Regions from separate parts of the Homo sapiens genome. Here region 2 is linked to region 1. A link is an interaction called in ENCODE POLR2A ChIA-PET data of the cell type or tissue named here. Cell type or tissue: PC-9. All regions are shown on one strand. Links, peaks and the distances in the headings refer to the core of each region. The heading gives the core; the rest is flanking DNA.

Evidence for each region. Peaks named below come from ENCODE experiments on the same cell type or tissue, not always from the same donor. Only the 100,000 strongest peaks of a DNase experiment are listed, where the experiment ranks them.
Region 2: POLR2A ChIA-PET joins it to region 1 with 5 read pairs; 2 of 35 experiments call an interaction of 5 or more read pairs at or near these places.

What each region holds. Positions count from the first base shown.
Region 1 is chr14:71,257,044-71,273,469 of GRCh38, reverse strand. No RefSeq gene overlaps it. Among named protein-coding and RNA genes, the nearest start is that of SIPA1L1, 55 kb to the left of the region's middle. RefSeq lists an enhancer at 5,969-6,018. In PC-9, for the core only: no CTCF peak of the experiment used is centred there; a DNase peak (open chromatin) is centred at 6,259; H3K4me3 peaks cover 331 bases.
Region 2 is chr14:71,198,569-71,214,994 of GRCh38, reverse strand. No RefSeq gene overlaps it. Among named protein-coding and RNA genes, the nearest start is that of SIPA1L1, 110 kb to the left of the region's middle. RefSeq lists an enhancer at 2,632-2,681. In PC-9, for the core only: a CTCF peak has its summit at 6,109 (motif pointing right); DNase peaks (open chromatin) are centred at 7,374 and 8,004.

The sequences.
Region 1 (16,426 bases), core at 5,190-7,689:
AGCTTGGTCAAACAATAGAAGCCCTCACTCATTGGTGCTGGCCCAGGACACCATTACAGGTATGGCATTCCTAAGCCCCTGACCAATGTGGGTAAGACAAGGCACTGTAGTGGAAAGAGCATGAAGTGGTTGTTGCAATAGTACAGAAAGGAGGTAGTGAGCATCTAGACTGGAGCAGCAATGGCAGGAATGAAGAAGAAACACATAAATAGGAGCAAAAATCATGGGCATTAGTGACCAAGTGCCTGTTGTGGATGAACCAGTTGAGTTTTCCAAGATACCATCAGTTTGACTGTAAAGCTTATTTTGCAAGTTTAAATTTGCTCCAGTCCTATTGATAATTAGAGAAAAATTTGAGTGAAATCTGAACTTCAGAATACTTATGCATATATTTGTCCTCCAAGAAACACTAAGTGTATGAAGAAAACTGCACCCAGTTTAAAAATACACAGAACACACACGGTGCACACACCTCAAACAAACATATAGCAGTTACCTCAGTTCACCGTGTGTGTCAGGAGCTACATCCATCCACACCTGATGTTACAACTTTTAGCCTGATTTCTGGTAATCCTCCTTCCACTAATTCACAATAATACACAAACTGCAGCTCTTCTGACACCCTCTTCCACAGGCAAACTTCAGGTCTTTTTACAGTGCCATGTTTATTGTGTTATTTATGTATTTTATTATTTTATTAACCATTTAACATGTGTAAGACCATCCTACTGTTTTCATTAGGTTCTACCACTTTTAAGTGCCATTGATGATGTTTTTGAGTGTTATGCCCATTTTTCCCATATATCCTGTGCTTTTTATTGATCAAGTTTGTCCAATACACTGATTTTTAGGAATATATGTGTGTTGATTGTAGTGGTTTGGATGCTTGGAAGCACAATGATCAGTTTCTGAGACAGGAAATACAGCAGTGACAGGTTTAGTCAAGGATGGGAAGATTGTGGCTTTGGATGTGCTGAGTTTGAAGTTCCAGGAGAAGTTGGAGAGTATCCACAAGGTGATTAAAAATATTGATCTGAAGTTCGGGGGGAGGGGAAGCCAACAACAGCAGGAGATACATAAGTAGTTTTGGAGAAAATTAGCAAATACAAGGTAATTGGAGCCATGAGAGTGAAAGAAGCTTCCTTCAGAGGGGCATAGAATGAGAAGGTGAGAGGCTAGGAGGATACCTGAGGACCCTAGCACCTAAGGAAAGGCAGGTAAAGAGGAGCCACAGAAGGAACCTGGGTCAGAGGTTGGGAAGGTAGGAGAAAATGGTGTCATGAAGTCAAGAGAGGTCAGAGTTTAAGAGGGGAAAGGTGGGTCAACAATGGCAAAGGCTCCAAAAGTTCAGATGAAGTGAGTTGTGGAGTAGACCTTAGGTTAGGGCATTCATAATTTTTTTTTTTTTTTTTTTTTGAGACAGAGTCTGGCTCTTTTGCCCAGGCTGGAGTGCAGTGGTGGAATCTCGACTCACTGCAACCTTTGCCTCCTGGGTTCAAGCGATTCTCCTGCCTCATCCTCCTGAGTCGCTGGGACTACAGGCATGCAGCACCACACCCAGCCAATTTTTGTATTTTTAGTAGAGATGGAGTCTCACCATGTTGGCCAGGCTGGTCTTGAACTCCTGACCTCAGGTGACCCACCTGCCTCAGCCTCCCAAAGTGCTGGGATTATAGGCATGAGCAGCCACCACGCCCGGCCCATAATTCATTTGTTTACAGTAGAAACGGCAGGCTTCTGGAGTCTCTTCTCCCAAGAATTTTAGATGTGAAGTGAAACAAAGGAATGGTATTTCGTAAGGGAGGGGAAACTGAAGACAAAGTTAAAGGATGTTTTTAGAGCTAGGAGTAGGGTATGAAAAGATACAGTGAGTTAAGTAAAGAAGGAAATGGAAAGAAGCAGAAAGTGATGGAAATTGTTAAATTGGGGTGGGGGAAGGATGATTTCTTCTTCCTCTGAAACAGGAATGAATAAGGCAACATGAATTTAGATATAGCAGAGTTGATACGCCAGCCTCCGTCCTCCTTGGGAAACAAAAGGAAAGTGAAAATAGAATTACAGTGGCTTAACCAAAAAGGGGCTTATGTTTTCAGCATAACAAAAAGTGACAAGAGGTAGCCAGTCCAAGGCTGATCCAGGGGCCGTGCAATGTCGTCAGTGCCCTAGACTCCTGTATTTCTGCCTTACTAGCTTTTAGTGTGTGGCTTTGTCATCATAGGGACAATATGGCTGCTGACATGCCACATATCATGTCTTCATTTCAAGAGAAAACATGGAGAAGGGCATAGAAATTGCATGCCAGTAAGATCCTTCTCTTTTTAAATCAGGAAAATATAGCTTTCCTGAAAGGCCCCACCCAATAGACTTCCATTTACATTTCATTGGCCAGAACTAGGTCTGGCTATAAGAGCATTTGGGTAAGCTATTATTTTTTACTCTTATGAAGGAAAAAATGAAGAATAGATATTGGATAAACAACTAGCTATGCCTGCCACACTGAAAATAAGGAAGAATGAAATTTTGGACAGTATAAAGGACACAGTATGGTTTGGAGACATATGGGGCTCTGTCATCTTCTAGTTGGGTAACCAGAGGTAGTTGCTTTACCTCAGTGGGCCTAAAGTTTTCTGATCCATAAGAGGAGATAGTAAAACTACATTATTTCTAAGATTCCTTATTCTACAATCTAAGGCTTATATAATATGCATTTTTTAAATAGCAGGGAATAATGACTGACTTTCTTGGAAGTTTAAGAAACCTGCTGCTTATGATTCTTTAATAAAGCTACTCTTCCAGTTCATACTGGCATGGTATGGGACACAGGGGAAATGTTGTCTATAGGTATGTTTGTTAAGCTTATCAGTGTACCAAATCCAAGTTTTTTAGAGTTAAATATACACATATGAACACTTCTTTGATATGGACAACTAGAAGTGGAATTGCAGGGTTGAAGGCTATATTAGTCCATTCTCATGCTGCTATGAAGAACTGTCTGAGACGGGGTTATTTATAAAGGAAAGAGGTTTAATTGACATAGTTCAGCAAGGCTGGGGAGGCCTCAGGAAAATTACAATCATGGTGGAAGGGAAGGCAAACATTTTCTACTTCACATGGTGGCAGCAAGGAGAAGTATGAGTGAAGCCAGGGAAATCCCCTTGTAAAACCATCAGATCTCATGAGAACTCACTCACTGTCATGAGAACAGCATGAGGGTAACCATCCCCATGTTTCAATTACCTCCCACAAGGTTCCTCCCAAGATATGTGGGGATTATGGGATCTACAATTTAAGATGAGATTTGGGTGGGCACACAGCCAGACCATATCAGTCCCTCCCCCAGCCCCTCCCAAGCCTCATGTCCTCACATTTCAAAACACAATCATGCTCTTCCAACAGGCCCCCAAAGTATTAACTCATTCCAGTATTAACTCAAAAGTCCAAGTCCGAAGTTTCCTCTGAAACAGGGCAAGTCCCTTCCACCTATCAGCCTGTAAAATCAAAAGCAAATTAGTTACTTCCTAGATATAAGTGGGGGAAAGGCATTGGGTAAATATACCCATTCCAAATGGCAGAGATTGGCCAAAACAAAGGGGCTACAGGCCTCATGCAAGTCCAAAATCCAATAGGGCAGTCATTAAACCTTAAAGTTCCAAAGTGATCTCCTTTGGCTCCATGTCTCACATCCAGGTCATGCTGATGCTCGAGATGGGCTCCACAGCCTGGGGCAACTCTGCCCCTGTGGCTTTGCAGGGTACAGCCCACCTCCTGGCTGCTTTCATGGTTGGTCTTGAGTGTCTATGGCTTTTCCAGGCATACAGTGCAAGCTGTTGGTGGATCTACCATTCTGGGGTCTGGAGGATGGTGATCCTCTTCTCATAGCTCCACTAGGCAGTGCCCCAGTGGGGACTTTGTGTGGGGACTCCAACCCCACATTTCTCTTCTTCACCACCCTAGCAGAGGTTCTCCATGAGAGCTCTGCCTCTGCAACAGACTTCTGCCTGGACATCCAGGCATTTCCGTGCATCTTCTGAAATCTAGGCAGAGCTTCTGAAACATCAGTTCTTGACTTCTGTGCACCCACAGGCCAAATACCATGTGTAAGCCACCAAGGCTTGGGACTCGTACTCTCTGAAGCAATGGCCTGAGTTGTATCTTGGCCTCTTTTAGACATGGCTGGAGCTGAAGCAACTGGGACTCAGGGCATCAGGTACTGAGGCTGCATAGAGGAGGGGGACACTGGGCCTGGCCCACAAAACCATTTTTCCCTCCTAGGCCTCTGGGCCTGTGATGGGAGGGGCTGCTGTGAAGGTCTCTGACATGCCCTGGAGAATTTTCCCCATTGTCTTGATGATTAACATTCAGCTCCTTGTTACTTTGCAAATTTCTGCAGCCAGCTTGAATTTCTCCCCAGAAAATGGGTTTTTCTTTTCTATCATATTGTCAGGCTGCAAATTTTCCAAACTTTTATGCTCTGCTTCCTCTTGAACACTTTGCCGCTTAGAAATTTCTTCCACCAGATACCCTAAATTATCTCTCTCAAGCTTGAAGTTCCACAGATCTCTAGGTCAGGAGCAAAATGCCATCAGTCTCTTTGCTAAAGCATAGGAAGAATCAACTTTATTCCAGTTCCCAGTAAGTTCCTCATCTCAGTCTGAGACTACCTCAGCCTGGACTTCATAGTCCATAACACTTTTGGCATTTTGGTCAAAGCCATTCAACAAGTCTCCAGGAAGTTCCAAAAGAAATTTCCAAACTTTCCCACATTTTCCTGTCTTCTGAGCCCTCTAAACTATCTCCACCTCTGTGTGTTACCCAGTTCCAAAGTTGCTTCCACATTTTTGGGTGACTTTACAGCAGCACCCCACTCACTGTGCTACCAATTTACTGTATTAGTCCATTCTCACACTGCCTATAAAGAAGTGCCCAAGACTGGGTAATTTATAAAGGAAAGAGGTTTAATTGAGTCACAGTTTAGCATGGCTAGGGAAGCCTCAGGAAACTTACAATCACGGCGGAAGGGGAAGCAAATGTGTCCTGCACATGGTGTCAGCAAGGAGAAGTATGAGCGAAGTGGGGGGAAAAGCATCTTATAAAACTACCAGATTTTGTGAGAACTCACTCACTATCATGAGAATAGCATGAAGGTAACCAGCCCCATGATTCAATTGCCTCCCACCAGGTCCCTCCCATGACACGTGGGGATTATGGGAACCACAATTCAAGGTAAGGTTTGGGTGGGGATACAGCGGAATCATATCAAAGCCTATGGGATTTTAAAAATTTAACATAAACTATCAAATTAACCTCCAAAGAAACTGTACCAATTTATATTCTCACTGGCAACATACCTGAGTGCCAATTCCCCTAGCATAAAATATATGTAAATATGAAGAAATAAATAGTAGTATAAGTTCTTTCACTCTTTGTCAGACACTGTCAAATGCCCTTTACAATAATTATTTTATGTAATTCTGACTACCCTGTAAAGTAGGTGGTAGTATTATGCCCATCCTAGAGATGAAGAAACTAAGTCTTGGAAGGGTTAAACAGCTTTTCCAAAGCCACATGTTTAATTATCGGCAAAACTGAAACTGAAACCTAGGTTTGCCTGATATCAAATCTATTTTCTTAAACTCTGTACTCTACTTCTTTGCTATTTATTCTCACTGGGTCTTTAACCCACATGGAGAAACATGGAAAAATTTTTCTATCTTGCCTCAAGATTCTGCCCAGAAGCCCTAACATTGCCAGCGCCAGAAATTGGTTGAGGGCAGTATTGCTCAGAATAAGCTTGTAGCACTAGAAAGCCACAAAACTATATTATCCACTAATATTAATAGAACCTTCAAGAATTATAATGAAGCCTCCTTTTTATGGTTTCCAGCAGTGTGAATAACACAGAAGCAAAGGTAATTTATTTTCACCTTTCTTTCCCTTGCTAAGTAAGAAGTAACTGTGTCTTCAGGTTGCATTTTTAAAGACAATCTCAAGTTTTTCTTGTTCTTTGTCATGGACCTGAGGGAAGGTTCCCACAGGTCCTAGTCTATGCCTATTTGATGCTTCTTGGATATTTGCCCAGTCGCACAATTAGGTATTGAACTTCGTTTTGTCATAACACATAACCACTGCAGGAGAAAAATAATCCCCTGAATGGAATGACCTGTGCTTATAGTATAGATTTTGCTGGAACAAGGTCAACAAACTGCAGTAGCTATTAGTCATTGCCTAGTTCTTAGAACCCTGCTAAGACAGAAATTGCCCACACAAGAAAATCTTGAGGTTCACCTCGGCCTTTTAAAATGACTAAGAAAATTGGGTAAGGGCAGGGCTGAAGTGGTCATTACAGAGTATGGGGAAACTTGATGGGATTTGGTAAGTTGGCCCTTGAAAGAGGTACGATCTCATGTTGTGGAGAAACACAGGGGCGCTCTTATCAACAAGTGATTGAGACAGAGACTTAGATCAGTCTGAAATAAACTGATTTAACCCAGTAGAGAGTCCTCTATCTTGAAGCCTAGAGACCTGGCAGCAACTGATATAATCATATAGTTTTTCTTCTTTATTCTATTAATCAAATGAATTACACTGATTTATTCTTTTATAGTTTTATTGAGGTATAACTTCTATACAACCAAATTCACTCACATTAGATGTGCAATTTAATGAGTTTTGCAACATCTATACAGTCATGCAATCACCACAATGTTTTTAGGATTTTTTCTGAAATCTTCTATTTAATTTCTGTTATTGGTAATTTATATTTTCTCTTTTTTCTTTATCAGTCTTGCTAGGTGTTTACTACTTTTATTAACCATTTCAAAGAATTAACTTTTGATTTATATTCTCTTATTTTTCATCTGTTTTTTTGTTGATTGACTTGTGCTCTTATCTTTATTATTTCCTAATTTTTACTTATTTTGGGTTTAATTTGCTCACTTTCTTTCTAGTTTCTTATGTCAAAAATTCAGATAATTTTGGGGAGTAACAGCATTATTGAGATATAATTCATATACCATACAATTCACCCATTTAAAGTATACAATTAAACAATTTTAAGTACATTCATGGGGTTGTGCAACCAATATCAAATACTTTTTAGAGCATTTTCATCGCCCCAAAAAGAAACCGTATACCCTTTATCAATCACTCCACCCGTCCCTCAGCTCTGAACAACCACTAATCTAATTCTTGTCTCCATAGATTCATTTATTCTGGACATTTCCTATAAATGGAATCACATAATATGTGGTCTTTTGTGACCGACTTATTTTATTTAGCCTAATGTTTTCAAGGTTCATCCATGTTACAGTATGTGTTGGTACTTCATTCCTTTTTATTGCTGATTAATATTCCATTGTATGGACATAGCACATTTTATGTACTCATTCATCAATTGATGAATAAATGGTTTTTTTTCTTCATTTCTAATATAGACACTTAAAAGTATAACATTTCCTCTGAGCACTCCTTTACCTGCATCATACAGCTCTGATATCTTGTATTTTAATGATAATTCCATTCAAAATATTTTCTACTTTCCCTTGTGAAATAAATCATGGATTTAAAAAATAAACGTTGATTAATTTCCAAATATTTGGGACTTTTGTCTATATCCTGCGGATTGAAGAATCTCTATTGATCTATCTTCACAATCTTCACATTCACTCTTTCTCCAGCTGCCTCCAAGATGTTGTTAAGAGCATCTAATGAATTTTCCATTTCACTTATTGTACTTCTCAGCTATAAAATTTCCATTTGCTTCTATTTAAATAGTATCTATTTCTCCTCTGTGATTCCCCCACCAGGTTTATTTGCTATGATCAAATTTTTCCTAAATTCTTGAACATATTTATAATGACTGCCTTAAAGTCTTGTCTATTTATTACAGCAACATCTAGGTCATCTCTGGTTCCTTTTTTTCCCCTGAGTATGTGTCACATTTTTCTGGTTACCTTGCACATTCTGTGATTTTTAGTTGAATGCTGGTTATAATGGATACTACAATGTAGAAACTCTGGGTTCCATTATGTTCCTTTGAAGAGTAATCTTCTCAACTTGGCTGGACTCAAATTCCAAACTTTGTCTCCCTGCAGTTAGCAGCAGTTGAATTCTCTGCTCAGGTCAGCTTCCAGCTGCTACTTTTTTGTTTCGCTCTTTCTCTTTTTCTATTTCTGGACCAGTCAAGAAGTTGGGTGGATTTTTTAAAGATAGATTTTGGGTCTCACAGTACCTGCAGTAATTCCCTTCTAGGATTTCCCCCTTAATTCTAGCCAATCTGATTCCATGACAACTCAAGACAATGGATTAGTGAGTGCACACAGGTAAAAAAGTTGCAGACTTGCAAATCTCACAACATATATTTTGCCTTTAAAGGTGAACTTCTCACCACTTTGTTTTTGATAAATCTCCAGTATATTGAAATTGTTCTTTGTTTCTAAACACTTTTTCCAGTTTTTATAACTGTTTTTTATAGGAGGGTTAGTCCAACCAAGCTGTTCTGCCATTACTAGAAGTTGAAAGTCATTTTTAAACAATTTTCAAAAAAACATACTACTTAACAAGACCTTATAGGGAAGATATACAAGGATCTATTTTATGGTATATTCTAAAAATACAGTTTCAGAAAGAATCAAGGTTTACCAAAAATATTATATAATTTGAGAAATAGAAATTACAGAAAATCACCTTCATCTCCCTTAGGTACATATGTTAGTTTTTAAAAGGGAAAGAAAGCTGAGGAAGGAACAAGCAGTAGAACTATTCAAATACAAAATTGGTATTTTTCATAGAAAACTTTATTTAACATTGAAGATGTTGTTACATTTTGCATGCAATTTAAAGTTTTAAATTTTTGACATACTCTGCCAAATGAGGGTCAATTGTTATGTTAGATGTCTGCTAGTTAATCCTGTCTCACTCAAATTATCTATCTCTGTAAATGACAAACAAACATCCCTGAGGCTGTGGCTACAGTAGCTGCCACAGAACTAATGAGGCTGAGGATGGCTGGGGCACAAAGCAATCCCACAGACTTGAGGTCCCAACTGCTGGGAGGAGCAGCAGCACAGCAAGGATTACCCTGTTTGATGAGCAGAGGTCATGACTGATTTTGTCGCCACAGAAAAACTCAGGTGAACTCACTGCAAGAATTTTACGGTAAAATGTCTTATGTAGACCAAAAATTTTAAAGTCACATAAATGAAGCTAGTCTTACAACCAGGTAATTGGTTAATGGATTAACAAGACGAGCCAGTTAAAAATGTCACTATTATCATTGATTGCTTTGGGTTATGAGTGTTCTCTCAGATTCCTGTTTTAAAAATGGACTTCTTCCAACAAAGATTAAGATCTGAAGATTTTGGACTTCTTCCAACAAAGATTAAGATCTTAAGAATGGAAATTTAAAAAAAAAATCTTTGCTTCTCTAGAACTGTGGAACTGGCAACATGGGACTATTGGGTTCAAAGTGCCATAATTTTTGCCCTGAAATAACTGAGCTAATGATCCCAATTTAGATTTTTTTTAAAAAAGCAAGTTCAGATGATCCAACAAACCATCAAGATTTAGAGGGAGGCCAGGCGCTGTGGTGGCACACACCTGTAATCCCAGCACTTTGGGAGGCTGAGGCAGGTGGATTGCTTGAACTCAGGAGTTTGAGACCAGCCTGGAAACATGATGAAACCCCGTCTCTACATAAAATAAAAAAATTAGCCGGAGGTGGTGGGTCATGCCCATAGTGTAGGCACTTAGGAGGCTGAGGTGGGAGGATCAATTGAGCCCAGGAGGTTGAGGCTCCAGTGAGCTGAGATTGCATCACTACACTCCAGCCTGGGTGACAGAGTGAGACCCTGTCTCAAAAAAAAAAAAAAAAAAAAAAACGGGAAGAAAGGAAGGAGCCAGGCGTGGTGGCTCACTCCTGTAATCCCAGCACTTTGGGAGGCCAAGGCAGGCAAATCACATGGTCAGGAGTTTAAGACCAGCCTGGCCAATATGGTGAAACCCCGTCTCTACTAAAAGTACAAAAATTAGCCGGGTGTGGTGGTGTGTGCCTGCAGTCCCAGCTACTCGGGAGGCTGAGACAGAAGAATTGCTTGAACTTGGGAGGTGGAGGTTGCAGCAAGCTGAGATCGTGCCACTGCACTCCAGCCTGGGCAACAGAGCGAGACTCTGTCAAATTAAAAAAAAAAAAAAAAAGGAAGGAAGGAAGGAAGAAAAGGAAAGGGAAGGAAGGGGAAGGGAAGGGAAGGAAGGAAAATAAAGATTGATTTAGAGGCAGCCAAAAAGAGAAAAACAACCTGGCTCTCAAAGGTAGACTGAGACCCTGGCTGAAAGACAGAAGGGATGGGAGTAAACTATGAAAATGTTATGAGGTGAAAAACAAGAATGAATTAGAGGAAGCGACATAAAAACCCAGTGTCATTCTGAAGAGCCACAGACATTTAACATTCAAAGCATCTTGCCATGTTATTTTAATTGGTCAGCATATCATTCTACTATATTTGAAAAGTATTTTTAAAAATTTTTAATTGCGGCAAAATATGCATAGCATAAACTTTACCATTGTAAACATTTTTAAGTGTTCAATGGCATTAACTACATTCACATTGTTGGGCATCCATTGGCATGTTTTAAACATTGTAAACTTTTATCATAGCCCCACCATAGCATTTCCTACTGCCTACTGTCTCTAAACCTAATGGTTTTCCCTTGAGGAATGAGGACTCAGAAGACATTGCTGACTGATGGGTGAAAGTTACAGAGAGAAGGAATTTGGCTCAACATGAGAAAGAACTTTCTAAGTTTAGATCTGACCAGCAGAGGAACGGGAGGCCTGTGAGCTCCCCTTTGAAGGTGAAGAGTGTTCACACAGGGGGCCTTAAGCCATCTGTTGGGTGTGTTTTAGAAGGGATTCCTGTCCTGGGTGGGAGAAGGACCTCTGGGCTTCCTTCCAACTAGGAGATCCTATAGTTGAACTGACTTAGAAATTGCTGTACGCTCAGGTTTCAGATGAGTTTACTGGATTTCAAGTACACTAGATTTGAGCTTTAAAATAGGCACACTTTAAACCACTCATTGACAGGTTTTACCCTTGTCTTAAAATTGTCTGTTGTTTTGTCTAAACTATGGAGAAATAATTCAAAGTCAGTTACTTGGTTTCAGGCCCAGTTCAACCACTTATCAGCCAAGAGATACAGGGCAGGCTACCTTCACAAGGAGCTACTTTCACTTAAAAGGGCTCTGTAGGCCTTTAGGTTTGCCCCATTCCAGTACATTTTCCACATTGCTACCAGAATAATCTTTCTTTTTTTTTTCTTTTACACATTATTTTTATTTTTTTGAGACGGAGTTTTGCTCTTGTCACCTAGGCTGGAGTGCAATGGCGCGATCTCGGCTCACTGCAACCTCCTCCTCCTGGGTTCAAGCGATTCTCCTGCCTCAGCCTCCCGAGTAGCTGGGATTACAGGCACACACCACCATGCCTGGCTAGTTTTTGTATTTTTAGTAGAGACGGGGTTTCACCATGTTGGTCAGGCTGGTCTTGAACTCCTGACCTCAGGTAATCCCCCCACCTTGGGCTCCCAAAGTGCTGGGATTACAGGTGCGAGCCACAGTGCCCAGCCACACATTTTTTTTTTTAAATGGTGTGTATGTTGCTCAGGCTGGTCTTGAACATTTGGGTTCTAGTGATCCTCCCACCTCAGCCTTTGAGTAGTAGGTCTTACAAAGCACATGCCACTGTGCTCAGCTCCAGAATCATCTTTCTAAGATGCAAATCCGAGCATGTTACCTTCTCTCCCTTTAAAAAATTCTTCAATGGTATCCCTTCATTTAAAAAATAAAGTTCAAGTTTCTAAGCGTGGCATCCAAGGCCACCATGCTCAGCTCTTGAAGCTTTTCTCTTGCTGTTCCTCCCTCAAATTCCAGTCTTTAGCTGGATCGAATGACTCGTTTCTCCAGTCCTCATTTGTCTGGCTAACTCCTACATATTCTTCAAGACTCAGATCAGATATGGCCTTTTAAGGAAGCTTCCATTTCCCCTTATGGCTCAGCCAGGGCTCTTTACAGCACCTCATCATCTGTGGCCATTACACAAGCATTCTAGAAGAAGAACTTTTGGTGACCTATCAGGTCTGAGGGGGAGAAAAAGAAGTTGGATTCCTGCCTGAATCCACACAGCACTGCAACCAAAAGATCAGAGGATTAAAAAATAGTATGGACTAGGGAAGGTCTTTGTATACATGACATAAAACACAGAAGCCATTTTAGAAAGACAATTAAATACTATCGTGAAAATTTTTGAATTCTCCGTGTCAAAAAACATGATTAACAAAATCTAAATACAAATGATAAATAAGGAAAATCTGAAATATGTCTCACATAAAGAGTCCCTACACAACAATAAGAAAACAAACACATATATGAAAATGGGCAAAGAATATAAACTGTATGCATAAAGAGTTACATATGGCTTTTAACCAAATGAAAAAAGTAAACATTATTGTAAAATTTATTAATGATAAGAGAGGTGCTAATTAAAACTGCAATGGTATTTTTTTTTTTTTTTTTGAGATGGAGTCTCGCTTTGTTGCCCAGGCTGGAGTGCAGTGGCACAATCTCGGCTCACTGCAACCTCCACCTCCCAGGTTCAAGCGATTCTCCTGCCTCAGCCTCCTGAGTAGCTGGGACTACAGGTGGCCGCCACCACACCCAGCTAATTTTTGTATTTTTAGTAGAGACGGGGTTTCACCATATGGGCCAGGCTGGTCTCAAATTCCCAACCTTGTGATCAGCCCGCCTGGGCCTCCCAAAGTGCTGGGATTACAGGCATGAGCCACTGCGCCTGGCTATGATTTTTTTTTTCATCGCTCAGATTAGCAAAGATTTAAAAATCTGAAAATGTTGTTGGTAAGAGTATGTGGAGACAGGTATGCTATCCATACACTGAGTGGAAAGATAATTTGATACGCTATTTATGGTGACATGATCAAAATTACAAGTGCACATTCTCTGGATTCAGTCATTTCATTGCTGGGACTTTATCCATAAATATGTACACGAGTGACATGACTATTTGCAAGAAAAAGCTTTATCTAGCTTGTTACTTTCAATCTGAGTCTTTACATGTAAGGTCTGTCTCTTGTAGACACTATAGGGGTGGGTCTTCATTTTTTATCCAGTCTGACTGTGTCTTTTAGTTGGAGTATTTAGTCTATTAATGCTGAATGCATTTATGGATATGATCAAATATAGGTCTAACAATTGCTATTTGCTTTTCACTTGCCTAATCTGTTTTTGTCCTTTTGTTCTTCCTTTCCTGTCTTTCTGGGCTAAGGAAATAATACATTTCCAGTTTAACTCCCACATTGACTTTTTAGCTATGCTTCTTTGTATTACTTTTTATAGTGGTTGTTTTTGGGCTACAAATATGCATCTTTAACTTATCACAACCTACTTAGAGTTAATATTGTACTACTTAATGTAACATATAATTCCTCAACACTATAGTTCCATTTACCTCCCCATCCTTCATTTTATTATTCTATATATTTTATCTACTTACATGATAAACCCCACAATACAGTGATTTAACTTCTACTTTACAGAGTCATATGACTTTTAAAAAATAGGATAAGAAAAAAATTAATCCTAGTCTAGTGGCAGCCATGAGAGTGTTGCTCAGACCTCCCTTCAAGAACCCTACTGTGAGGAGAGCAGCTGGTGGATACCTTCCAGTTGCTGTACTTTCAGGTCTTCTGGGGCATTCATGCCAAAACCATACTATGCCCCAGCCAGTGATTGAGCACAGCAGAGGTACTAGAGCCAGGCCATTCTTCACTGATGTGGAACTCCTCTCATGGGTATTCTTTACTCCAGAGATTCTGATTGGCTGGAAAAGATTTTCTCAGAGCTGCACTGCAGTAAGACTTCTACACAATCTTCCTTCCTTCCCTTTCACTTTTCAGATGTCAGACTTACATTGCCATCTGAGGTTCTCCCTATTCCTCCTTCCACTTCCTTTTATCCTTCACAGGCTTTCCCTCAGTAAATCTCATGCACATCTAGGTCCATCTTGGCATCTGCCTTTTGGAGGACCTGAAATGATGTAAGTCTGTTATACATATTCATATATTTACTATTTCTGGTGCTCTTCCAGCATGTGTTTTTTGTTTGTTTGTTTTTTATAGTCTGAAGAAATACCTTTCTCATAGTGCAGGTCTGTTGTTAACAACTTTTCTCATTAAAAACAAATCTGAATGTCTTCAGAATTCACCTCCATTTTTGAAGGATATTTTTGCTGGATATAAAATTCTGGGTTGGCAGTAGATTTTTTTTTTTCTTCCTTCAGCTTTTGAAATGTTCAGTTGACTCTAGCCCTCATTATTTATTTACCTTTTTTCTTTTTAGAGACAGGATCTCGCTTTGTCACCCAGGCTGAAGTGCAGTGGTGTGATCATAGCTCAGTGTAGCCTCAAACTCCTGAGCTCAAGAGATCCTCCTGCCTCAGGCTTCTGAGTAGCTGGAACTATAGGCACACCACCATGTCCAGCTAATTTGTTGTTGTTGTTGTTGTTGTTGTTGTAGAGATGGGGGTCTCTCTATGTTGCCCAGGCTGGTCTGGGTTATGAGATTGGCTAATTTTTGTATTTTTGGTAGAGATGGGGTTTCACTATGTTGCCCAGGCTGATCTCAAACTCCTGGCCTCAAGCGATCCACTGGCTTTGGCCTCCCAAAGTGCTGGGATTACAGGTGTGAGCCCTCAGGCCTGGCCAGTAAATATATTTTTTAACTTGACAAGGTACGTATTAGTAAATCTGGGTCTAGTGGTTTTTTAAAAAAGGATATTTGTATATGCTTGTATATTAAAAAAAATTAACTCTGGAAGGGTAGAAAAGAGATTGGTTATGGTGGCTGTTTCTGGGAAGGGGAACTGCCTGGCTAGGAGCAAAGAGTAGGAGGGAGACTTACCTTATCCTATATTGTCTTTTGTCCTCTTATATTTGGGTAGGTTCATATTACGTATCCCCCTCCCAGATAATTCTTTTTAGTTTGGAGAATTCACATTAAAAAAGAAAACTCATCTGTTGCTATGATCACATATGATCTTGAAGTTCCCTTGTTCTTTGGGAACTTCTCTAGATCCTTGCTTCTTTGAATGTGGTCCAGCACTTGCAGATTAAGCATTACCTGAGTGCCTCAGGTTAGACATGCAGACAGGCCTACTGAAGGAGAATGCGCTTTTAGCAAGATGCACAGGTGATTCTGCGTACACATTAAATTTAAGAAGCATAGCTCTAGACATCATCATACTACCTACCACGCTATTGCGATATTTTCATTTTTTCCCGTCTAGGCTGTGAGCTACATAGACACATTGTCTTTTATAACTCCATCCCCTAAACTTACACAGTAATTGGTACAGATTACACACTCAATAAATGCATATAAAATGCATAAAATAGGGATTATGGCACACCTTCTAAGAGGTTGTTTGCTTTTGGAAGAGGGCTGCGCCTGAGGCTTGCTGGCTGTGTTTCATTCCTAGGTTTGCGTCAACTATTACCCTCTAGCTAATGACAGGAAGCCCTCCATCATGGGCCTACCAGCACAATCTGTCATCCCAACCACATAGCAAATGCTTTTTCACCTCTTGATGGTACTGTTAACTTGTTAGGGAATATATATATTTTTTTAAGTCAGAGATCAGAGAGTGGTTTATTTGGTGGCTTAGGTTGGGATATTAGGAACATCCCAGAAAATCCTTAAAAACAGGGCAAAGAAGAATGAAATTAGATTAGGCCACAGCCATTATTCCTTGCCTAGAAGAGAGGAGAAGGCTAGAAAGAGATCTGAAATTTGTCAGGCATAGAGTGAGAAAGTGGAAGCAAGGGGATGAGAAGGGTGGCAAGAGTAGAAGACAAGATAACAAAGATCCATATGGGAAGAATGGGCATTTTCCATCACCATCAGGCCCAAGGACAGAGAAGAGAAGGAAAGTTTGAGTCCCATCTAGTGCTTGATGCCTGCTAAATGCCTACCAAATTAAGTGCAAATGCTTTAGCCTGCATTCAAAACTCTCTACATAATGTCCAAATCTCACCTATCAGCCACACTTTCCATTACCCCCTGTGTGTACTGCATCACTTAATATTTGTCCTCACTGATCTGGATCATTTCTAACAATGTCCTATTGACCTGGACTGTCATCTTGTCTGGTCTCCTTCTATAAAAATCCTACCAACCCTTCAAGGCTCTTTCAAAATGCCCTACTTCCTTGAAGGCTTTTTTCTTTTTCCTTCAATGGATGCCTGGTTCTGCCCCTTTGTAGAGAATACGCTTTTGTGACTTTTATCTTCAAGTCTAGTTATTTGTGTACTTGATTCCTTTTATTCAACTGCAAATGTCCCTTGCTTTTCTGTCTCTTTCA
Region 2 (16,426 bases), core at 5,915-8,414, 59 kb after region 1:
TCTGTATCCACTTCCTATGGGTTCTCCCCAGAGCATCTTTCAGGGGTGCCATGACCCCTGCTTTCTGGATTGAGGCGGTAGGAAGGGCTCTCTCTTGTTTCTAATTGAACATTGGCCTATGCCAGACTGACCAAATACTCCCTGATCATTCAAAGTGTCTCCTCCATGCCCTTGGGCAGGTTCCATTTCTGCTTAGCCGGAGAGACTTCCCTATTCACCAACAATGAGTTAAACACTCTTTGATGGGGAAGGTAAAAGATTTTCCCTATGTAGGATACATACTTGGAAATTTAGCTCTTAGCAGTTGGGTGTGCTATATGCAAAAGTAAAGTGCCAATTAGTTTTGCTGAATTTTATTAATATTGGGGGTCCATTATAAAACCACCCATTAGGTCTATAACAGCACAACTTAAGATATATCCTAGTGGGGTTATCTATTTGATTCATGATGCTTAAATCGTTAATTTTATACTTAACACAGGGAATGTGATTGAATGATTCATTTATGTAGCAAAGTTGTACTTATTAAATATTTACTCAGTGTAAGGTACTGAGCCAAGGAATACAAAGATAGCTAACACTCATTTCTTCTCCTCCAAAAGTTTATAATCTACTAGATGAAGCAAGTGCGTAGCACAAAAATAGCTAAATCTGTTTCTTTGGGAAGACAGCTTATTGGAAGTTCACCTAACTTCAAGCTTGAGGAGCTTTTACTGAAACTAACTAAGGTTTGGCTCAGGTGTCTGGTATTAAAAAGGGCCACTCAGAAGCTCCAAATCCCAGGAAAGGTTCTAGATACTGGGGAGGGGCTATAGAGTTTCAGGGATTCTTTTGCTTCAAAATTAAGTAAGAATTTTTTGACTGCTCTGAAAGAAGCTATGTGAAACCCAGTGGGAAAAAAATGACTAAATTATTCTTGATCTTTTGGCATTTAACAGAGCAAAATGTAAGTGGAAAGGAAGCAGGAATATCAGATTATTAATGGCACATTAACTATTTGAAGAACGTGTTGGTCCATAGAGTGTGCAGAGAATCCAGTAAAGGGAATGTATCATGTGACGTCAGAACAGATGGATGTCACATTGAGTCAGCAATGATGAGGGGACAGGTGTTGGACATTGACAGGGTCTGCTATAGTCACCAGGGAGAAGCTGTCTCAAAGACTTGAGCCCCAAGTCTAAACATCTCTGGAAAGGGCCCTGATTTGGCCTATCTTTCGTCACAAGTCACCCTTGGGCCAATCACCTTGGGCCCAAAATAGCTGATGATTCTGTAGTAGCCATGGGAGCTACTGGGGTGGGAACATGTGGGGAAAGTAACTGTGAGGGGTGTGTTCTAACTGGGGAGTTAGTCCTAGAAAAAGGGTGTCCAGTATGCCTGACTTTAGCTGGAGACATTTCTGTAGCTCAGCTTTAATTTTCCAGTATTTGGCATTGAGTTACTATTGTTGCTTCTACAACTCTGACATGAAGTCCCAGTTCTAAAAAAAAAAAAAAAAAAAAAAAAAAAGCCATGGATGAGACAATAAAATGCCCATCTGGATTGTTGCAGCAAGGTATTGTTCTTCACCCTGCTCCATATGAGTCTTGCCCCAGTAACTCGGTCCTTCTAGGACTGGACTTCTCAGAGACGGGGGTTTGTATGAGTCTGTTCTAATGCTGCTGATAAAGACATACCCGAGACTGGGTAATTTATAAAGAAAAATAGGTTTAATGAACTCACAGTTCCACATGGCTGAGGAGACCTCACAATCAAAGGCAAAATGCACATCTTACATGGCAGCAGGCAAGAGAGAATGAGAGCCAAGCAAAAGGGGAAACTCCTTATAAAACCATCAGATCTCATGAGACTTATTCACCACCATAAGAACACTATGGGGGAAACCACCCCCACGATTCAATCGTCTCCCACCAGATCCCTCCCACAACACGTGGGACTTATGAGAGCTACAATTCAAAAGGAGATTCGGGTGGGGACACAGCCAAACCATCTCAGGGTCCTTACCCTCAACCTGGGCCTATGACCCAGCTCCACTCTCGCTGGTAGACTAACCTGATGCTAACTGCAGAACTTCCTGCTTTCCTGGAATCCCAGCTGCTGTGCTTTTAGCTCCATGTCTGCCTCTTCCTGCTGCAGTTAGCTGAGCCATGATGACTGCCTCACAAAGGCTGCCTGCAAGGCAAGGCTCAGCGTGAAGGCTTTGCAGAGACTTGACCCACGGAGCGAAACAGTAAGAGACTGAGAGAGTCAGGTTCCTGGAGGCAGCCGGCACCAAAATTGTCTGGAGGGCAGGGTGACTCCAAAAGACCGTCTGGGGGAGTTCTCACACGTTCCTGACATCTTCTCTCCATACTTTTGGCACAGGGAATTTCAGCTGGCTGGAGTGGGTGGACGAGGTGGAATAAAAAAAAAAAAAATGAAGACAGCTTTAGACACCAAAATCACAAAATCTTACTGTGGAGTCTATCCATTCCTGGACATTTGGCTTGTTTAGGAGGATGCTTGAAATCCACATGCAAATGCAGGTTACACTGAGACCAACACATCACCCTCCAGCGCTTTCCAGTGCTGGATGTGACCTTTCAGAAACCTCCCTGGGGAGGGTCTTTGCCATCTCCTCCCCTCCCCAGAGCACTGTAGGGTAAAGGAGGGCTAAGAGTGAAGCTTGGCAGTAAACTGGCAGTGTGTGCCTCTTCTTACTTAGATCATTGAAACCACCTCAAAGGATGTGAAAAGCTAGCCCAGCATCTGTGAGGCTTGCTGGACTCCAGAGATGACTTCTAAGACCGAGGCCACAGGCTAGGCAGGAAAGGTTTCTCTGCTCTCTAGGGAGTAAAGAAGTCATCAAGACTGGGCGCAATGGCTCTCACCTGTAACCCAACACATTGGGAGGCCGAGGCGGGCAGATCCCCTGAACCCAGGAGTTTGGGACCAGCCTGGGCAACATAGTGGGATCCCCATCTCTACAAAAAATACAAAATCCCCTGAGCCCAGGAGTTTGAGATCAGCCTGGGCAACATAGTGGGATCCCCATCTCTACAAAAAATACAAAATCCCCTGAGCCCAGGAGTTTGAGATCAGCCTGGGCAACATAGTGGGACACCCATCTCTACAAAAAATACAAAAATTAGGCCGGCGTGGTGGTACACACCTGTAGTCCCAGCTACTCTGGAGGCTGAGATGGGAGAATTACTTGAGCCAGGGAGGTGGAGGCTGCAGTGAGCTGCGTTTGCTCCACTGAGCCACTGCACTCTAGTCTGGGTGACAAAGCAAGACCTTGTCTCAAAGAACAAAAACAAAACAAAACAAAAAAAAACAAAAAAAAGGAGTGATCAAAACATCTGGTTTTTAAAACTTCAGGGACATGAGGAGACAATGATCTCTAAGGTACACAAGTCCTTTGTTTTTAGAAAGAATCACTAGATTTTTTTTTACAGCAAACTCTCATAGTTAATAACAATATGTTGTATATTTGAAAATTGCTAAGAGAGTAGATCTTAAGTGTTCTCACTACAAAAAATAAGTGTGTGAGGTAATGCATACGTTAAATAGCTTGATTTAGCCATTCTACAATGTGTGTGTGTGTGTGTATATATATATAAACATCATGTTTTATACCATAAATATATACAATCTTTACTTGCCAATTTAAAAAAGAAAAAGCCAACTCTCAAAAGAGAGGAGTGGTAGAGATGGTGCTAATGCTCTGTCCAGTTCTTTGTTCTTTGTTCTTTGTTCTTTTTATTCTGAGCATTTTGGTGGAGGCAGCGTGGCCCAGGAGGAGGATGGGGCTGGAAGGCAGGCTGTGTAGCGGGGATGCTGGCTGGGCCCTTTCCTAGCTGTGTGACCTTGGGCAACTTACATAACCTCCTGAGCCATAGTCTCTTTATCTAAAAATGGGCATAATAAGAGAATAACTGTTGTAAAAAATGAAATGAAAGAATGCATGTCGGCTGGGCATGGTGGCTCACGCCTGTAATCCCAGCACTTTGGGAGGCCGAGGCAGGTGGATCACCTGAGGCCAGGAGTTCGAGGCCAGCCTGGCCAATATGGTGAAACCCTGTCTCTACTAAAAATACAAAAATTAGCCAGGCGTGGTGGCACGTACCTGTAGTCCCAGCTACTCGGGAAGCTGAGGCAGGAGAATTGCTTGAATTCTTGAATTGAATTCTTGAATTGCGGCGGTGGTTGCAGTGAGCCAAGATTGTGCCACTGCACTCCAGCCTAGGTGACAGAGTGAGACTGTCTAAAAATGAAAAAAAGAAGAATGCATGTCAACCCTTAGCTCACTACTTGACTCATGATAGAATCTCAGGAAGACAGATATTTTGTGAAAGGGCGAGGATAGAAGGTGGAATAGGATGAAAGCAGGCATCTCCAGTGGGTGTCATGAATGGGCCTCACCCCTTTTAAGCTCCGTGAGCCTCTGTCTTTGTCCTGCCCATCCTGGAATCTCCAGCACCAACCAGGGGACTGGTGGAGAGTGGGCTCTAAGGAAATGCTTGTTAGACTGAATAGAGCCTTGGCTGAGCCCTCATGGAGGACAGATTTGCAGAAAGGGAAGGAAGACATGTGGGAGAGGAAAGGACAGAGAGAGAGGAGTGAGGCAGCAGGAGGGGACAAAGGCCACACATTGGGACAAAGATTCCCAGTGATAACCTCTAACTGTGCCCTGTCTTTAGAGCCCCCATAAAATGAAAGGACTTGCAATGGAATTGTTTCAAAAGTGCTTTGGAAGCCAGATGGGAAGCTTATGTAATTGTTTTTACTTGCGAGCTCAAGTGAAAATAATGAGCCCTTTTCTTGCCTGCAGGGGAAGAAGTTTTTGGTTGAGACATCCTCCACCTTTCTCTGTCCACCACAGCTGGGACAGAGCCCTCCCATGTGCTCTGCAGATGCCCTTCGGAAAAGCTGCCTCTTCTATGCGGTGCTTCTGGGCAGCTGGGGAGCAGGCGTGGGGACAAGTGCTGGGAGGTAGGGCAGGGCGGGGAGAACTGGATGTTCCATCCTCACAACGAAACACATCCCACATCTCCTCCCAGAGGCAAAGAGACATCAAAAGAGGACCAAATTCTGAGGCTGGGTATAGGATGGTGGGGTGGGGACTAGAGAGAGACTTTTAAGGCTTTTAATCCTTAAAGACTAGTTATAGATATGTAGTATATGAAAGCTGTTGGAAAATGGTAAAGTGCTGTACAAATACAGTCATCATTCGATATCTGAGGGGGATTGATTCCAGGACCCCCTCACCCCAGGACACCAAAATCCAAGGATGCTTAAGTCCACAATATAAAATGGTGTAGTATTTGCATATAACCTACACACAGCCTCCCATATACTTTAAATCATCTCTAGGTTACTTTTAAAACCTAATAAAATGTAAGCGCTATACAAATGGTCATTACACTGTATTGATTTTTTAAATTGTATTATTTTTATTGTTGTTGTTGTTGTTGTTTAATGTTTTCAATCTGCAATTGGTTGAGTCCATGGATGCGGACCCAGCAGGTAGGGAAGGCTGACTATATAAAGCTTTGTTAGTTATTAGTGTAGGGAGAAGAAAAAATACCAAAACAAGAGGTAGGGCAGGATTCTTCTGCCTGCCTTGCTGCTCACCCCTTGATGGGCAGGCCCACTGCAAGCCTCTCTGGATCTTCATTTTTCACCTGTAAAACAAGGTTAATCTCCCTGATCCTACCCATGGTCAAAAATGATCCCCGGCTTTTTCACGCTCCCAAGGCACGTGGCCCAGGTTTTTACTTGACCTGTATTTCACTCTGTCTAGTGCGTGATTTTTCTCAATACTTCAGCTAATTGTTTACACAACTCCTGACTCAGCAGATTATAAGCTCCATGAAGGCAGGGACTGATGGGGAACATAGTCAATAATTTTTCATTTTCAGTCATTTACTTAAATATTTATTGAGGTCACTAGGCACTGTGTTAAACTCCAGAAATATAGCAGCGAGCAACTCAGACAAAATCTCAGCTCTCTCACTTTGCTTTCTGGTGGGGAAGATAGATAGTAATGATAAAACATAACATAAACAGGAAAAATAAAAGACAGCAGGGCTCCTGTGTTGCACACCTGCAGGGGGCACTGTTTGCACCAATGTAATATTAATGGCTGTCTCTAATGTGCAAAGGCAGCGGCTCTGGGGATGCTATATCCCCAGGGTCTGGCCTAATGCTTGATATGTGGTAAGCATTCTGTAAATATTTATTCAAGAATAAGTGAATGAATAAATGAGTGGTCTTAGTGTGGTAAAGTCTTTTAATATCCAACTATATCCATGTTTCTCTCTTTTGGCATACACCTGCTGGCTCCTTGGAGTTAGTAAAGCCATGGGACTGATTCTGCCCAGTGAGATGTAAGCAGAAGTGTTGGAATTTACTTCTGGATGAGCACCTGACCACCTCCAGCTGTTTCTTCCCCTGCTGCAATGACTAGGGCAGCTGCAAGATAGTGGATTCTCCATTGCCCTGAGCCCCTGAGTGATTTTGTGGAGCAGAGCAGACCCTCATTGGATATGAAGCATTTGCAAGATGAGCCTTTGTTATGTTAAGGCCCCAAGACTGTGGGGTTGTTTGTTACCATGGCATAGCCCAACCCATTCTGACTGATGGTCTCACTCTCCTGTAAGCTATCTGAGGGTGGGGCCGTGGGGCTCAGCATAGGAGCAATCTGTAAATGTTCAAAAAGAATTGATAGAAGAAAGAGTAATTCACATTGATTAATAAATATTATCAGTCTCTTTTCCCTCTGCTTGAATTCCTCAGCTCTTAGGAAACAGGATGGCTAGATTGTTCATTTCCAATGGGTGGGTTTCCTTTTATCCCTAAAGCCCTCTCTGTGGCAGGTGAGGCAATGCTGCCCTTTTCCACACATGAAAAAAACACCAGTTTCTTTCCATGCGACTCAAACAATCTGGAGGAAGGACATAGGAAAACCCCCAGAGTTGGAGCAAATGGGGTCTTTGCCTACTCAAGCCTCTTCAGTGTGGCTTGCATGAAACAGAGAGATATTTGCAGCTGTACTGTGAATCCAGACAAGTACGGACAAAAATTCTCCATTCCCCACAGGGTGGAGAATACACTGCTATAGATCTCTTTCCTTAGACCAGGGGTCCTCAGACCGTGGCGTGCATCTGAGTCCCCTGGAGGGCTGATTCAAACAGATTGTCAGTGCCCACCCCAGAATCTGTGATGTAATTTGTTTGGAGTGGGGACTGGGAATGTGCATTTCTAATAAACTCTCTGATGAAGCTGATGCTACAAATCCAGGGACTATATTTGGAGAAACCATTGCATACGACTGATGTTCTCTCTGGCTTTCAAAGTCAAGAGTAAATGCAACACCTGTGAGACTAGCGCTATAACCTGTTATTAGTCATTAACAACATGGGATCAACTAATTTTTTTCAGATTACCCAGATGATAAGGGGAGACAAGATGGAGGAAATAAAAGTTTCAGGAAGGGGTGGGCCTGGGAAAGAATACAGTTTTGAGGACTGCTGCCCAGAGGAGGGACTGACGATGTCTTAAAAGAAGGTCCTGGGGTTGAGAGCCAGAAGGAACCAGGGGCCAATATGGGTGCAGAGGTGGCCGTGGAAAGACAAATTTGAGGGCTTATCCTTGCATAGTGAAAAGAGGGCCTGGACTTGGAGTCCAAAATCCTGCAGGCCTTTCCCATGAGACCTTGTAGCTGCTGGCAGCAGCTGAGGTGAGCCACTTTGTTAAGTTGTTAAGCAGACTTAACAGCTCTTGTAGGGAGAGCGTGCCAGGGTTAACTCAGCCTCCAGCCTTAACCTCTTTTGCACGAGGAGGTAGGTAAGCCTTTCCCAGGACCCCATGCCCAGTGCACTGTCTGCATCGAGCCTGTGTTCCAGCATCTTCCTGCTGGCTTATTATCAGTGGTCCCCAGCAGAACAGAGTTGTGCTGTGCCAAGGGTTAGCGTAGGTGGCTGTGACTCACTCAGCCTCCTGGGGAAGCAGATGCTGCCACTGTAACCAGCGCTGCCAGGGAAACAGGCTAAATAAATCCCAGATCCTTGTAGAGGGCAGAGAACAAGCTGCCTGCAGCCAGTGAGCCAGCAGCTCTGGTTCTGTTCAGGTTCAGCCACTGCAACAGCCTGTGTCCAGCTCTCAGCTTCGGGACTAACTGGGGACTGGGATTGAGAACAGAAACAACAGAGCCTTGTGCAGAGGCTGGAGCATGTGACGAGAGGTGATGTATTAGTCCGTTTTCATGCTGCTGATAAGACGTCCTCGAGACTGGGTAATTTATAAAGAAAAAGAGGTTTAATGGACTCACAGTTCCACATGGCTGGGGAGGCCTCACAATCATGGCGGAAGGCAAGGGAAGAACAAAGGCAGGTCTTACATGGTGGCAGGCAAAGTGAGAACGAGAACCAAGTGAAAGGGGTTTCCCCTTATAAAACCATCAGATCTCGTGATACTTATTCACTACCAAGAGAACAGTATGGGGGAAACCATGCCCATGATTCATTTATCTCCCACTGGGTCCCTCCTACAAAATGTGGGAATTATGGGAGCTAACGATGAGATTTGGGTGGGGACACAGCCAAACCATATCAAGTGATCAGAAGGCTGTGTCTGATGATGGGTGCCCATGCACAGCTGCAGCACCCATGCTAAGCCTTAGTCACTAGGCTGATGAGTTCACACAGATCCCTCTCTGAAAATCTGTGATATTTGTGCTTACTGTTGGGTTGGGGAGAAGAGATGAGAAACTCAACTCTTTTTTTTTTAAGACAGGGTCTCACTCTGTCACCCAGGCTGGAGTGCATTGGTGCGATCTTGACTCACTGCAACCTCTGCTTCCTTGGTTCAAGCTATTCTCATGCCTCAGCTTCCTAAGTAGCTGGGACTATAGGCACGGGACACCACATCTGGCTAATTTTTGCATTTCTTGGTAGAGATGGGATTTCACCATGTTGGCCAGGCTGGTCTTGAACTCCTGATCTCAAGTGATTCACCCGCCTTGGCCTCCCAAAGTGCTGGGATTACAGACGTGAGCCACTGTGCCTGGCCAAGAAACTCACTCTTGATTCTCTTCTCCTTCCTATTTGGAAAGGAGCAGCTCCCTCACTAGACAATGTGAAGCTGCCCTCTATTCCAAATGGCCAGAAATCGACCCCCTGAGAAGTGTCTGCTTTGTCATAAACCAAGAAGAGGAAACTGAGGCCAGAAGATGCAATGACCTAGCCAAAGCCCCACAGAGGCTTTTAGAGGCAGCGTCAGGCTGGGCTCCTGGTATCCTGGACACAGAGCCTCATCATTTCCCACTGGACACTGCACCCCATGGAAACAATTGTATGGACCTTAGGGAATTTGCTTTACCATGAATATCTGCTCTTACAGGCAGTGGGTGGTGCCATTAGTAACATACACTGCTTTTTCCATGAGCAGCAGGGAGTCTCTAGCCAACTTTCTCCAACTTCATCAACTCCTAATCCAGGCTAATGAGTCCCTGGCTCTACCAGTGAGATAGTGGAAATCCCAAGAGTTTTTAGGTTTGCCTAACATCCTATCATTGCAAGGTCAGGAACAGAACCAGAGGTGGGCCTCCTGGGTTTTCAAACCAGCCCTCCTGAGGTAGTGAATGTCCAAACTCATCAGTCTCACCTGATGATTCTCAGGTAATTTCCCTAGAAGTCCCCACTCCCTATTCCCAGACAAGGCTCACAACATGGCCCAGTGGTATTAGCACATTTTTATGGCCCCAGGTTTCCCTGAGGTAGGAGGCAAGACTTGACTCTGGAGGCTCGGCTCAGACACTGGACCAGGTTGAGGACTAGCTAAAACAGGGAGGAGGCGAAAGCACCTCTCCATAAGACACATCCACCAGCATGCCATGTCAGTTTACCATTGCCATGGCTACACCAGGAAGTTACCAGCCCTTCCATGGTAATGACCTGACAACCCATAAGTTACCACTCTTTTTCTAGAAATTTCTGCATAATCTTCCCCTTAATTTGCATATTATTAAAAGTGGGTATACACATGACTGCAGAACTGCCTCTGAGCTGCCATTCTGGGTGCACTGCCCTGCCTAGGGGTAGCCCTGCTCTCCTGCTGCTGCACACTGCTGCTTCAATCAAAGTTGCTGTCTAACACCACTGGCTCACCCTAGAATTCTTTCCTGGATGAAACTAAGAACCCTCCTGGGTTAAGCCCCAACTTAGGGGCTCATCTGCCCTGCATTACTCCCAGGCTCCCAGCAGCCACCTCAAGCCTTCCTTGCTTCTCAAGCCCCACAGAGGGGGCTGTGAGGGACCTTCTCTCTCTACCTTCCTCTTAGATTTCACAGGAGGAATAAGGGCCACTGGATGGGCCTCACTGTCCTTCCTGACCTTGCCTTCCTGTCTCCTGTTTAAGGAAAATCCCTTTTCCTGCATCCTGATCCCTTCCCTCCCTGCCATATCTTTGCTCCATAAATTATCTCCCCTCTCCTAATTATTCAACATCCTCCTTTCTACAAGTTCCTCCTCCTCAGCCTGTAAACTTGTTTATGTCTCTCCCACATAAAAGAAAAAAACCAGCTACATCAAATGCGCATTCCTCCCTGGTGACTCTCCTTCTCTACCTGAAACGCCTCTTATCAGAGTAACCTGCACTTTTTGCCTCCCCTTTCTTTCCTCTCAATGGGTCCCAATCTCTTTCTGTAACTTGCTGTGTAAGCTTGGGCAAGTGACTTAACCTCTCTGAGCCTCTCAGTGTATTCATCCATAAAATGAAAATAATCATACTTTCTTTGTAGAGTTGTGAAAATTTAATGAAATTCCACACACAAAACTCCCAACACAGTGCGTGGCACATGGTGGGTGTTGAGTAAATGGAGTGGCTGCTTTAGTTATTTCGATCCAATGCTGTCTGAATCTGGCCCTGTTGCTCTCTTGAAATTGTTCCTGCAAGGTCACCAAGAGCCTTTTTTTTTTTTTTTTTTTTTTTTTGAGACAGAGTCTCACTCTGTTGCCAGGCTGGAGTGCAGTAGCGCCATCTCAGCTCACTGCAAGCTCCGCCTCCCAGGTTCAAGCGATTCTCCTGCCTCAGCCTCCTGAGTAGCTGGGACTACAGGTGCATGCCACCATGTCCGGCTAATTTTTTTTTTTTTGTATTTTTAGTAGAGATGGGGTTTCACCATGTTGACCAGGATGGTCTCAATATCCTGACCTTGTGATCTGCCCACCTCAGCCTCCAAAAGTGCTGGGATTACAGGCGTGAGCCACTGCGCCCAGCCAAGAGCCTTCTGATGACCTGTTACACGCTATCCCCCTCAGTGCCCATCCTGCTTGGCCACTCTTCAGCATTGTGGACTTTACCCTCAGTCTAGAGTTTTCCTTTCCTTTTCTTGTCTGCTCCTTCTCCATCGCTTTCCCTCACTCTTCCTCCACCCGTTTCTGCAATGCGTGCCCAGGTCTCTGTCCTTGTGGTTCTTATTGCACATTCCCGTGGGCTTTCTCATCCATGTCTAGGAATTACATGAGTCTTCCCGATTAATCTTCATAAAGCATGAAGAGTCCTGAGTTGTCATTCCCTTTTTCAACAGTTGTCAGTGGTTCCCTGTCTCCCTCAGCAGGAAACCCTCTGTCCCCAGCACTGGCTCACAGGGATCTCCAGTGCTGGATCCCGGGATATGCTAGGTTTGGCTCTTGAACATCCACTGCACCCCTCGTCCTTTAATCCACCTGCAGTGGATGCAGGGAGGGGCCCCCTAGATCCCTCTGCAGCAGTTATTTCCCCCGTTGCTGGGTGTGCTGTTAGCAGACCACCCTGAGCTGTCAGCCCTCTTTGGGAATTGTCTCAGCTGAAGGGATTCACTTTGTCCAACATCACACCCTTTCCCAGAGCAGCCTGCATTCCGTGACATCAGTGTGGGAGTGTAAATTCTTGAGCCCTGTGCCCTAACTCAGGAAATCTCTGAGGAGTTGCAACTCCAAAGCTCCTCAGAGGTCAGCTGAGGCCTTGGTGGAGACTGCATCAACAGTTGCAGCCCAACTTCTCCTGCCCAATCCTGCCCCCTTCCCTTCTCTTCCCCTCTCCTTTGCTCCCCTTCCCCAGATGTTACCCCGGGGAGCACTCAACAGACTCCCTGCACATTCATCTCCATCACAGTCCACTTCTCAAGGACACAGCCCAGGACACTACTACCCACATCACCCTACTTGCCTCACTTGAGGAATTCCCCTGCTGCATTCTTTCCTTCCTTGATTTCTTGGTTCACACCGTCCCCTCTAATTATCCTGTCCTTTCCTCCTGTCTCTACCTGTCAAAATGCTCCTTGTTCTTCAAGGCTCTGCTCAAATGGCACCTTCCGCATGACGTTTTTATTTGATGTTCTCTGGTTTACCTCTCTCCACCTCTAAGGTAGAAGATACCACTCCCTTCTTTTTGCCTGGGCTCTGAAATTGCCCCAGAACCAATTTGTGATGGTTATTTTATTTTATTTTTGAAGCAAGGTCTTGCTCTGTCACCCAGGCTGGAGTATAGTGACTTGACCTCAGCTCACTGCTACCTCCACCACCCGGCTCAAGCAATCCTCTTACCTCAGCCCCGCCAAACAGCTAGGACCACAGGTGTGTGCCACCACACCTGGCTAATTTTTTGTATTTTTGGTAGAGACAAAGTTTCACCATGTTACCCAGGCTGGTCAAACTCCTAAGCTCAAGATATCCACCCATCTCAGCCTCCCAAAGTGCTGGGATTACAGGTGTGAGCCACTGCACCCGGCCTGTGATGGTTAATTTTAATGTTTCAACTTAGCTGATCCATGGAGTGCCCAGATAGTTGGTCAAATATTATTCTGGATGTTTCTGGATGAGATGAATACTTAAGCCAGCAGACTGAATAAAGCAGATTTCTCTCCCTAATGTGTGAGGGCCTCATTCAATCAGCCAAAGGCCTGAATAGAACAAAAAGGGTGACCTCCCAAGTAAGAATTCTTCCTGCCTAACAACCTTGGAACTGGGACACTAGCTTTATTCCCTGCTTTTGGACTTGAACTGAAATGTTGGCTCTTCCTGAGTCTCAGGCCTGCTGGCCTCCAAACTGGAACTGTTTCACCTGTTCTCCTGGTTTTCAGGCCTTCGGACTTGGACTGGAACTAAACTATGAGCTCTCTTGGGTCTCAGCTTGTCGACTCACCCAGCAAATCTCGGGACTTGCCAGCTTCTGTAATTGTGTGAGCCAGTTCCTTATAATAAATATCTTCTTCTATATATATACATCCTATTGGTTATGTTTCTCTGGAGAACCCTAACAAATACTATGGGAATAATAGATTTGGTCTGAAAATTAAGTGTTTTCATGCCTGTAGAAGCACTCTGAACAGTCCCTATACGTAGTTATCCCAGCACAATGAATGTTAGCTATTATTATTATGTGTGTCTTATTATCCTAGGCCTAGGATAATGTTTTAATAATTTTTATCTGACATATCAAGCCCAGAATAAATATTTGCTGATGGAACCCAATTATCTCCTGGCTTAAATGCTCCCACCCATGTATTACTATGATTTCAGCTCTCACTGCATCCCCAGCTGTTTCCAGGGTCTCTCTCTCTCTCTCTCTCTTTTTTAGAGTTAGAATCTTGCTCTGTTATCTAGGCTGGAGTATAGTGGTGCAATCATAGCTCAATGCAGTCTTGAACTCCTGGCCTCAAGACATCCTCCTACCTCATCCTCCAGAGTAGCTGAGACTACAATTGTGTCCTGCCACCACTCCCAGGCTAATTTTTATGTTGCTTTGGTAGGGATGCAGTCTCACTATGTTGCCTAGGCTGTTCTTGAACTGCTGGCTTCAAGTGATCCTCCTGCCTCAGCCTCCCGAAGTGCTGGGGTTACAAGTGTGAGCCACCGTGCCCGGCCATTTCCAGGGGTGTCTAAGGACATGCCTCCCATGTGTCCTGTCTGTCAGTTGCACTCATCACGATGCCTAGCATCTCAGCTCTTCCTCCTTGTCCTAGCCCCTCCCTCTCATCCTTGCTGGTGTCCACCATGGGCACATCAACATTTGTCTCATGTTCCCCACAGGTCCAGTTGTCAGGGCACAAGAGGGGAGGTGGCTTCCAAGTAGAGGGGTAGGGGAGAGTCTGCTCTGAGTCACTCACCTTCTCTTGAGCCCCAAAGAAGCTATACTTGTGCTCAAAGTTTCTTGAATAGCCTCCTTCAGCTTCAACCCTTGCCCTCCCTCCCTACCTCCCACCTCCAAATTGGACTCTAAACGAGTTCACAGGACCAACCAAAAAAAGAGATGTCTGGTCTGCTCTTCATCTCCTCTGGCCTTTTCTCTACCAAAAATCTTGTATCTTCCTGAGGCTACAGAAGAAGAACTTCCAGGAATGGAGACAGGAGAGCAGATACTGACGGGAGTGGGTAGCAGGGAGAAGAGCAGGGGATTGACCATGCAGGGGTAGCAGCAGCTGCTGCACAAAAGTCCCCAGGCACACTTAGTATATTCTTGTGAGATGCAGCAGAATCCCACCAAAAGACGAGCGAGGGTGAGACAGAGTAGGGACGGGACTCGGCCAACCCCGACTAAAGTATTTTTCCACACATGCCCGCTGACCACCAGGCCTTGTTGCACCACCCCCACCGGCACTATACCCGCTGACCAGAGCTTGCAAAGTGTCTGAGGAAACTAAGATAAGCAATATTCCACCATAAATCTTACTCAGTTGCCCACATGTGCATAGGCCAGGAGAATGACCGATTCTAATCCCTAGCCACATTGTAATTCTAAAATCTCTGCCCAGGAAGGGGTTTTTATCCACCACTTTCTGATCATGTGATGCATGTGTTGCATGATTCCTTACTGCATCTGTGCATCTTGCACTCCACCTGGCACATGGAATGATGCTCACCCACCTCGTGAATTACGCACGTGACCATCCTTAAGACGCCGTAATGCACTCTCCTTGGGGAGCCAGCTGGACAACCCTTCCTCCTGCACTGTCTCCCTTATGTCCAATCTCTCTGGCCATAGGTTTTAATAAAGTCTTGTCTGGAAAACTTGCTTGACCTCATGTTAATTTCTATTGCATGGGAGCCTAAGACCCTGTGGTCGTTAACCAGGGTAGAGCCCTCAGGGACTGAAAGTGGAGGCTCTGATTCTTAGTCTTGGAGCTGATGGGTCTTTGAAAGATGTGGAAGGAAATGTTTCCTTTGACCAGAGTCCATAGCTAAGAATCACCAGGTAGGCAGAACTGGCTCATCTCCTAGGGGAGGTAGAGAGGAGGCTCCACTTACACAGACTTTGCAGGGTCAGATTTCATGGTTGAAGGCAGCAGTCCTCTCTGCCCAGGCACTTGCAGCTTTGTGAGTGGCCAGTCTGACCATCATCCTCTTCCCTTTGGAGGACTGGGCACAGCCAGAGCCTCTCACACTGTGAGACGTCATTCCCATTGGAGTCTGCCCACTGGGAAGACACAGAAGCTCTTGACTCAAGGTGCTGCTGGAGATGGCAAGGCCATTCTGTGATGCCAGAGCCCAGGTTGTCAGTTTGCTTTCCCCTAGATTTCAGTACCCATCTCCTGTCCCTGGGCCTGAACAGGCTTCTGGAAAATGTACAGAAAGGCCAGCATACTTACAGCCTCACACAGATCTCCCCAAAGCCCTCTACGTACACCAAAATGTAGACTCCTACCTCATGGTCTAGAAGGCAGTCCCTCTCATGCAAGACTACTTGTCAGATGATCAATCTGTCTGGTTGGAGTAGTTTTCAGAACAGAAGGCTCTCTGCTTGATTAGGAAGTCTGTAGAATGGACTTTGGTTAGTAGGAATGTTGTATTAGGCTGTTCTTATATTGCTATAAAGAAATACCTGAGACTGGGGAATTTATAAAGAAAATAAACTTAATTCACTGACAGTACTGCAGGCTGTACAAGAAGCATGGTGCTGGCATCTGCTCAGCTTCTATTAAGGCCTCAGGAAGCTTACAATCATGGCAGAAGGCAAAGGGGGAGCAGGCATGTCACATGGCGAAAGCAGGAGCACACGTGAGTGGGGTGGGAGGTGCCACACACTTTTAAATAATCAGATCTAGTAAGAGCTTACTCACTCTGGTGAAGATAGCACCAAGCCACAGAGATTCGTCCCCATGGGCCAAACACGCCCCACCTGGCCCCACCTCCAGCAGTAGTGATTACATTTTAACATGAGATTTGGGTGGAGACAAATATCCAAACTGTGTCAAATGTCTTCCTGATTTTGATCTGAATTCTGCTTCCTTGTGATAATCGAAATGAGTGACTGTGCAAAAGTCTCAATCAATCAAGTTTACTAAGCCAGATTTGGCGTGTGTCTGGGAAAAACATGAGCTATTTTTCTGAAGAGGTTTTCGGGAGGTTTAGTATTTATACATTTCCTTCAAGGGGGTAGGCATGCAGGAAGAGAGCCAGGTTGG